Regions from separate parts of the Homo sapiens genome. Here region 2 is linked to region 1. Evidence: read pairs that join two places in POLR2A ChIA-PET (ENCODE). Cell type or tissue: A673. All regions are shown on one strand. Region 1 has its middle 260 kb from the start of TFCP2L1. Region 2 overlaps LOC124906073 (a long non-coding RNA gene).

The links. ChIA-PET counts read pairs that join two places held together with the same protein. Peaks named below come from ENCODE experiments on the same cell type or tissue, not always from the same donor. Only the 100,000 strongest peaks of a DNase experiment are listed, where the experiment ranks them.
Region 2: POLR2A ChIA-PET joins it to region 1 with 7 read pairs; 3 of 35 experiments call an interaction of 5 or more read pairs at or near these places.

The regions. Positions count from the first base shown.
Region 1 is chr2:121,023,306-121,027,305 of GRCh38, forward strand. No RefSeq gene overlaps it. Among named protein-coding and RNA genes, the nearest start is that of TFCP2L1, 260 kb to the right of the region's middle. In A673, no CTCF peak of the experiment used is centred here; no DNase peak of the experiment used is centred here; H3K27me3 peaks cover 357 bases.
Region 2 is chr2:120,728,160-120,732,159 of GRCh38, forward strand. All of the region lies in intron 2 of LOC124906073 (a long non-coding RNA gene), which reads left to right. It overlaps LOC124907881 (a long non-coding RNA gene), which reads right to left. Exons shown (of 2, transcript XR_007087221.1): 2 at 2,182-4,000. Among named protein-coding and RNA genes, the nearest start is that of GLI2, 5.7 kb to the right of the region's middle. In A673, no CTCF peak of the experiment used is centred here; a DNase peak (open chromatin) is centred at 1,712.

The DNA of each region.
Region 1 (4,000 bases):
TAGCCAGGAATGGTGGTCCTTGACTGCAGTCTCAGCTACTCGGGGGTGCTGAGGTGGAAGGATCACTTGAGCCTGGGATGTCGAGGCTGCAGTGAGCTGAGATCATGCCACTGCACTCCAGCCTGGGTGACAGAGTAAGACCCAGTATCAAAAAAAAAAAAAAAAAAAAAGAAAAGAAAAAGAAAAATCAACTTTGCAATAGGCAAATAAAAGCTGAGGATATTTTCCAGATAAGAGATAAAGAGATGTGACAACTAAATGCCATATGTGATCCTAGGCAGGATCCTGTACTGAAGGAAACATGAAGCTATAAAGGGTGGCATTGGGTCAGCTAACAAAATTGGCACATCACAGTAGAGCAATAGGTTAAAGTATTGTATCTATTTAAAATTTCCTGATGTTTTTAACTATACTATAGTTATGTAAGAGAAAGCTCTTATTCTTAGGAAATACATGCTAAGGTTTTTAAGGGTAAAGGACATGATGTATGGAATTTACTCTCAAATGGTTCAGGGAAAAAAAACTACATGTGAGTATGTGTGTGTGTGTGTGTGTGTGTATACATTTGTATGTATACGTGTGTGAGTATATACGTGTATGCGTGTATATATGTGTGTATGTGTATGTATACGTGTGTGTATGTAATATAGTGTATGTGTGTATGTAGGCTAAAATATCCACATTCTAGTCCTCAAAACTTTTCATGTTACCTTATATGGCAAAAGGGACTTTGCAGATCTGATTAAGTTTAGGATCTTGAGATTGGGAGATTGGGAGGTTAGCCCGAATTATCCAGCTAGGTCCTAAGTGTCATCCCAAGGATCCTTCTCAAAGGGAGGCAGTAGATCAGAGTGAGCAGTAGGAGATGTGGCAAGCAAGATGTTGTAGTGATGGATGTGAGGGGCTACAAGCCAAGGCATGCAGGTGGCCCTCAGAAGCAGGACAAAGACAAGGAAATGGACCGTCTTCTGGAAGCTTCAGAAGGAACAAGGGCTGACACCTTGATGTTAGCCCAGTGAAGCTGATTTTGGACTTCTGGCCTCCAGAACTATAAGAGAGTAAAGTTGTGTTGTTTAATGCCACCAAGGCTCTGGTAATTTGTTATAGCAGTAATAAGAAATGAATGCTTATGCATATACCTGTATGTGTGTGTGTGTGTGTGTGTGTGTGTGTATACATATATATACACACACATGTATATATGGGAAACGAATACCTATGCATATACACATGTACATGTTGTACATGTATGCGCACATGTTGTACATGTATGCGCACATGTACTTGTACATGTATGCGCACATGTTGTACATGTATGCGCACATGTACTTGTACATGTGTGCGCACATGTGCATGTACAGGTGTGCGCACATGTGCATGTTGTACAGGTGTGCGCACATGTGCATGTTGTACAGGTGTGCGCACATGTGCATGTTGTACAGGTGTGCGCACATGTGCATGTTGTACAGGTGTGCGCACATGTGCATGTTGTACAGGTGTGCGCACATGTGCATGTTGTACAGGTGTGCGCACATGTGCATGTTGTACAGGTGTGCGCACATGTACAGGTATATGCATAGGTACTCATTTCCTACATATATATTTATGTGTGTGTGTGTGTGTGTGTGTATTCAGTAGTAGCATAGTAGTATATGGTAGTGGGGTAGTATGTACATACACACAGGCACACATAGAGTTGATCATCATTGTTCATGGATTCCATATTTGTAAATTTACCTCCTTGGTGAAATTTCTTTGTAACCCCAAAACCAATGCTCATGGTGCTTTTGTGGTCAATTTGCCAACATGTGCAGCAGTGGCAAAAAATTGAAGTCACCTGATGCACACATGCTCAGCTGAGGCAGAGCAAGATGACACTCCGCCTTCTTTCTTGTTTCAGCTCTCATCCTATAAACACGTGTCCTTATCGTGGTCTATTTAGTGCCATGTTTTTAACATTTTTCTGTGTTCTGTTGGTGATTTTGCTGTTTAAAATAGCCCCCAAACATAATGCCAACATGCTCTCTAATGTGCCGAAGCACAAGAAGGCTGTGATGTGCTTTACAGAGAAACTGTGTGTGTTAGGTAAGCTTTGTTCTGGCATGAGTTATAACGCTCTCAACCGTGAGTTCAGTGATCAATAATATGTATCAATGGATAAATAATACCTATCAAAAAGGTGTTTTTAAGCAGAAATAAGGTTATGTACAGATCAGTGGACAAAATATTGTGACCAGAAGCTTAGGGGAACCTAACTCAATATTTCACGTAGGAGCAATGGTTCTGTATGTGCCTTCAGAGGTCACGGTGAAGTTATAGGATGTCGCTACTGAGAATAAAGAGAATATATATGGAGAGAGAGAGCACAAGTGATAAAGAGAAAATGTGAGTCTGGGTTTAGGGCCTATGGGTGTTCTTTGTATTACTCATGGAACTTTTCTGTAAGTGTGAAGTTATTTTCAAATAAAATGTTGAGATAAAGAGTGGCTGTGTCAAGCACTTGCATCTGAATGTATCATATCAAGTTAATGGATCAGCGCTCCATGAGGTGCTGGTGTTAGGAAAAGGGCCTAGCTGGCTCAGGGCAGGCCCCAAGCAGGGAGTCGAGAGGTGGGAAAAGGTGGAGTGGTCTCCGTGGTGGCCACATTGTGAGTGGGCCAGCAGCAGCTGGTGAGAAGCAAAGGATCAGGGTACAGACCTGAGCACTGGGCTCCTGGTGGAGCCGGCAGCTGGCTGCCTAGAGCCCCATCTCAGCTGAAGGCAGCTGTAACACAGAGAAGTGGGAATGCCGCCCAGCAGTCACTGTCTGCATTCCCCTGGCTGGGAGAGGTAGGCAGATGCCCCAGGGAGAACCACATTACCCTCCATCTTTTTTTTTTTTTTTTTTTTTTTTTGAGACGGAGTCTCGCTCTGTCGCCCAGGCTGGAGTGCAATGGTGCGATCTCGGCTCACTGCAAGCTCCGCCTCCCGGGTTCACGCCATTCTCCTGCCTCAGCCTCCCGAGTAGCTGGGACTACAGGCGCCTGCCACCACGCCCGGCTAATTTTTTGTATTTTTAGTAGAGACGGGGTTTCACCGTGTTAGCCAGGATGGTATCTATCTACTGACCTCGTGATCCTCCTGCCTCGGCCTCCCAAAGTGCTGGGATTACAGGCGTGAGCCACCGCGCCCGGCCCACCCTCCTTCTTAAGTCCATCGAAGTGAAGGGCCCCTTCAGCCACACAGTCACCCAGGCCAGAAACTGGGCCCTCATCCTTGTCCCTACATCCAGTCACAAGCTCATCCCATCGTCCCCACAGGCAACTGCCTGGTTGACATTTTACTTGGCTATCTCATCTCAAATATGACATGTGCACAAGTGAATTCTTGGTTTCCCTCCAAACCTGGCTCCCTCCCAATTGTCCTCAGTGGTGTAAATAATACCATCACTCACCTAGATGCCTGTGCCCAAAAGTTGTGAATGATTGTCTGGCTTCTGTTTGGGTTTTTTTATTGTGGTGGCGGTGGTGGTGGTGGTAGTTTTAGTTTTGATATTTTGCTCTGTTTTGCTTCTAGTAAAATTCACTTACAGGAAATTGTAGCATTAAATGTTAAATTTGATATGTTTTGATACATGCATACACCTGTATAACTAACACCTCAGTCAATATATAGAATGTCTCTAACACCCCCATAGAGTTTTCTCGTCTTCCCTTCTAGACCCTTGTTTGATTTTTCAAATGTAACCAATCTTGCAGTCCTGGTTACATTACACTTAATGTGATTAAATAAATTACACTTAATTGTGATTATTACCTTTTAATATATTTTTGGCTTGAATTTGCTAATATTAAATATTCTATTAAGGACTGTGGTTATCTGAATAGTGACCCTGAATATGCTCATGTCCTAATGCCTTGAACCTGTGATTATGACTTTCTATGTCAAAAGAGACTTTGAAGATGTTATAAGTTGGAGAGCTTGAGATGGAGGGATAGTCCTGGATTATCCAGACAGAACC
Region 2 (4,000 bases), 300 kb before region 1:
GCTGGGATTATAGGCATGAGCCACCGTGCCCGGCTGGGGTTTTCTGCATTTAATATGTGAGAAATAGTATTTTGGTCTAACTTTAATTTGTATTCCTCTTATGAGAGAGTGAGCATCTCTTCACATACAGAAGAGCCATTTGTAGGTCTTTTTCTGAGAACTGACATCTTGTATAACGTTGTTACATTTTTCTGTATTTTTAGAAGTTTTTTTTTAAATACATAAGTTATAGTAACTTTTCTCTGTAATAAGTTACATATAGTTTTACTAGTTTGTCATTTGACTTTTTACTTTTTTAGTATTTTTAGTATTTCCCATGAAGGTGTTCACATTTTTTTTTAAATGTAATCTAACATTAGTATTTTTCTTTTTATTTCTAGATTTTGAGTCATAGCTAGGAAAATTTTCCCCATTCGCAGGTTCTAGTAGAATTTACTCATGCTTTCTTCTAGTATTTGCACAGTTTAATTTTCTTTCATCTAAATAATGATTACATCTGGAATTTATACTGGCGTACAACGTGATCTAAGTTTGACTTATGCAGGTGTACAGTGTGATGCAAGTTGTGTGTGTGCATCAGAGTTTTCATTTCCATTTTGTTATCTGGTTATCCCAATACAGCTTACTAAAAAGCACGTCTTTCACTCACTCATTCAGGATGCTGCCTTCATCAAAATGGAAATTTCCATACACAATTAAGTCTGTTTTTGAATTTTGTGTTCCATTTCATTGGTCTTTTTATTCATTCATCATTACCAAGCTGTTTAACTATGGAGGCTTTATAACATGTCTTAAGGTCTGGTAGGGCTGATAGGGTTCTCCCCTCCCTCCAAGTTGCTTCTCTTTTGAGGATTTTTCCTGGATATTCTTCCTTTTTTCTTCATCCCAATGAACTTCAAAATTAAGTTATCTAGCCTACTCCTCCCCTCCAAGAAAAGATGGTATTTTTATTTTTTGGATTGCAATCATTTATATATTAATCTAGGGAGAACTAACTCCTTTATGATGCTGAATCTGCCTAAATAAGAATATATTTCTTTACAGTTGTTCAAGTCTACTTTTATGTGTTTCAGTAGTGTGTTATCGTTTTTCTCATATAGGTTTTGGACTTCTTTTTAACGAGTCTAGTTAGTTTACACTTTCATTTCCTTTACTATCATAATTGGGATCTTCTGTTTTATCTTCGATTGGTTTTACTTATTAATATAAAAACCTTTGATTTATACGTTAATTTTCAGGGAGAAAACTTGCTATCCAATACACTCACGTGGGCTAGCCTTAGCTGTGGACCAACTTCTGCCTTTGTGAACCAATTTTCTGCCTCTACTTTGCTATCTGGGACTCTTCCAGCTCTCTCTCTCCTTCCACTTATTCAAAAGACAGTGAGAACTTGCCTCTCCCCAGTTGATTACTGGCGGAACAAAGCTCACCAAGTAACACAGACACAAAGCAAACCTCTGACACTGAACATTTAAAGACAAGTTGAAATGCTGATAAAATAATGAATAACAGAGGAGGTGCTGAAGGAGAAAAATGATCTATATACATTTGGGGGAGGTTCGGATTGAAATGCACTTTAATGAAGTGCATTTCAAGTGACTTCCACGTTATCTTCCTTCTGCTGGAGACGAGTGGAGAGGATGGAACCCAAGTGGGAGTATTAGAAACCGGCCATCTCCCACGCTGCCTCTTCATTGCCCCCTCCTAAGAGAGGTGACTCACTTACATGCAATTTGATACACTGCAAATGGGCAGGGAGTGGCTATCCTTAGATCCATGTGGAGGCCAGTCTAGTACCTTATAACTATTCCATCATGTTTTCATTAGATGTTTTGAATTATTCCTTTTTAAATTGTCTTGAAGTAGTATCTGTCATTATCATGTGGTAGTGAGGACTGTTGATATTTCTTAGAATCATTAGTGGCTGTGAGAGGATGCTATCTTTTTCAATTTTGTTAAGAAACCCATTGTATCTTGAGAACAGTTCTTGGGAACTGGATCTCTGAGCCCTGCTGATTTTGCTGCCTCCCCACCCCAGGACGGCTGCAGCAGTGTCCTCTGGCCCACTTCCCTAGTCCCTCCCACTTATAATCTACCCTCATGGCCCTTCACTCTGGGCTGACAGAGGGGCCTGTGAGAGTATTACCCAGCCAGGGGACTACAGGGTAGAGGACAGGCAAGGACCATAGCTCATTGATCTTTTTATTTATTTATTTATCTTTTTGAGACAGAGTTTCACTCTTGTTGCCCAGGCTGGAGTGCAATGGTGTGATCTCAGCTCACCGCAACTTCCGCCTCCCAGGTCCCGGTTCAAGCAGTTCTCCTACCTCAGCCTCCTGAGTAGCTGGGATTACAGGCACGCGCCACCATACCCAGCTAATTTTTGTATTTTTAGTAGAGACGGGGTTTCACCATGTTGGCCAGGCTGGTCTCGAACTCCTGACCTCGTGATCCACCCGCCTCAGGCCTCCCAAAGTGCTGGGATTACAGGCGTGAGCCACCCCGCCCAGCTGATCTTTTTATTTCTAAAGTGCAAAGCACATAGTAGGAGCTCAACACAGATGATTAAGTGAATGAATGAATGAATGCATGGATGCGTGCATGAGTTCATTAGCCAAAGAGTTTTGGCACATCTGCACTTGACTCTCTCCCAGCTGTGTCCTCCAGGGCAATCCTGAAGAGGAAAGAGGTTTTGCCAGTTGCTTCTGTGGTTGGCGGGGTGGGCACGGGGGGGGGGGTCCCTAACATCTTCCAAGTTTGTACAACCCCTTGTGTGCATCTCTACATTGCTTTATTCCACAAAGTTGTCTGGGAGAGGGTTGAAAATTCAGGTTGCAAATGAGAAATGCTTGCTGGTGTTTGGCCCGCCTGGCATCCTCCCTTTGTGTAACTGTCCCTGTAGTAGTGCCCCCACAGGTAGCATCCTCACTTTTCTTACTCCTTTAGAAGTCCACTCTTTGGAAAAGGTCTGTAAATTTCCTCACAGTGGTTAAGTAGTATCACCCGAAAGGTTCTGGATTGCCCCTCTCAGATGTACTCGCATTGTGATAACAGACATAGCCTGAGACTAGTGGCTCCCTCTGCAGAGTCTATGGGAGGTGGAGTGGAGGGTGAGGCTGAGGGCCATCTCAGGAGCCCTGAAAGGACAGCAGATGGACAGGATCCACGCTTGGGACTGGTCCGTATTTGTTGTATGGACACCCTCCCTGCCACTCCTCTCTGGCTACTGAGTGGCTGTTTAGTCCACCCTATCCAGGTGGGAACTGGCTACCCAGCCCACTCCTCAGTGCACCGTTTTGTGTCCTTTAATCACGGCCAAATCTATGTATCTCTTGAGAGTGTAGGCTCCTTAAGGGTAGGGATTGGGTCTCTTGATTCTTTCTAGAACTCCTAAGTGCTTGCTATGAGGCTGCCATAGTCGAATGTTCATGTCCCCATGGACATGGGGGCATGTCCAGGGAATTCATACATTGAAACAATCCCCAATGCAATGATATTAAGAGGTGGGGCCTTTAGGAGGTGATTAGCTCATGAGGGCAGAGCCTTCATGTATAGGATTAGTATCCTCACAAAAGAAGGTGCTTGTTCACCCCTTCCTCCATGTGAGGACTCAGCAAGAAGGTGCTATCTATGAAGCAGGGCACTCCCTCACCAGACCACTGAATCTGCTGGTGCCTTGATCTTGGACTTTCCAGACTCCAGAACTGTGAGTAGTAAATTTCTGTCATTTATAAATTACCCAGTCTAGGGTGTTTTGTTATAGCAGCCTGAGTGGATGAAGACACAGGCTTTGTAGCCTAACCATGAAGCAGTACACCTATCTCAGAGCCTATCTAGTCTTCCACGGGTCTCCAGTTAGCCATGTGTAGCAGACTGTGTTTTCCAAAAACAGCCACAGCAACCTTTCTGCTCCCAGGTGCTTTTTCAGAATCATGCCACTCCCCCTCAAGAGATGGAGTCTAGCCTGGTGTGGTGGCTCATGCCTGTAATCCCAGCACTT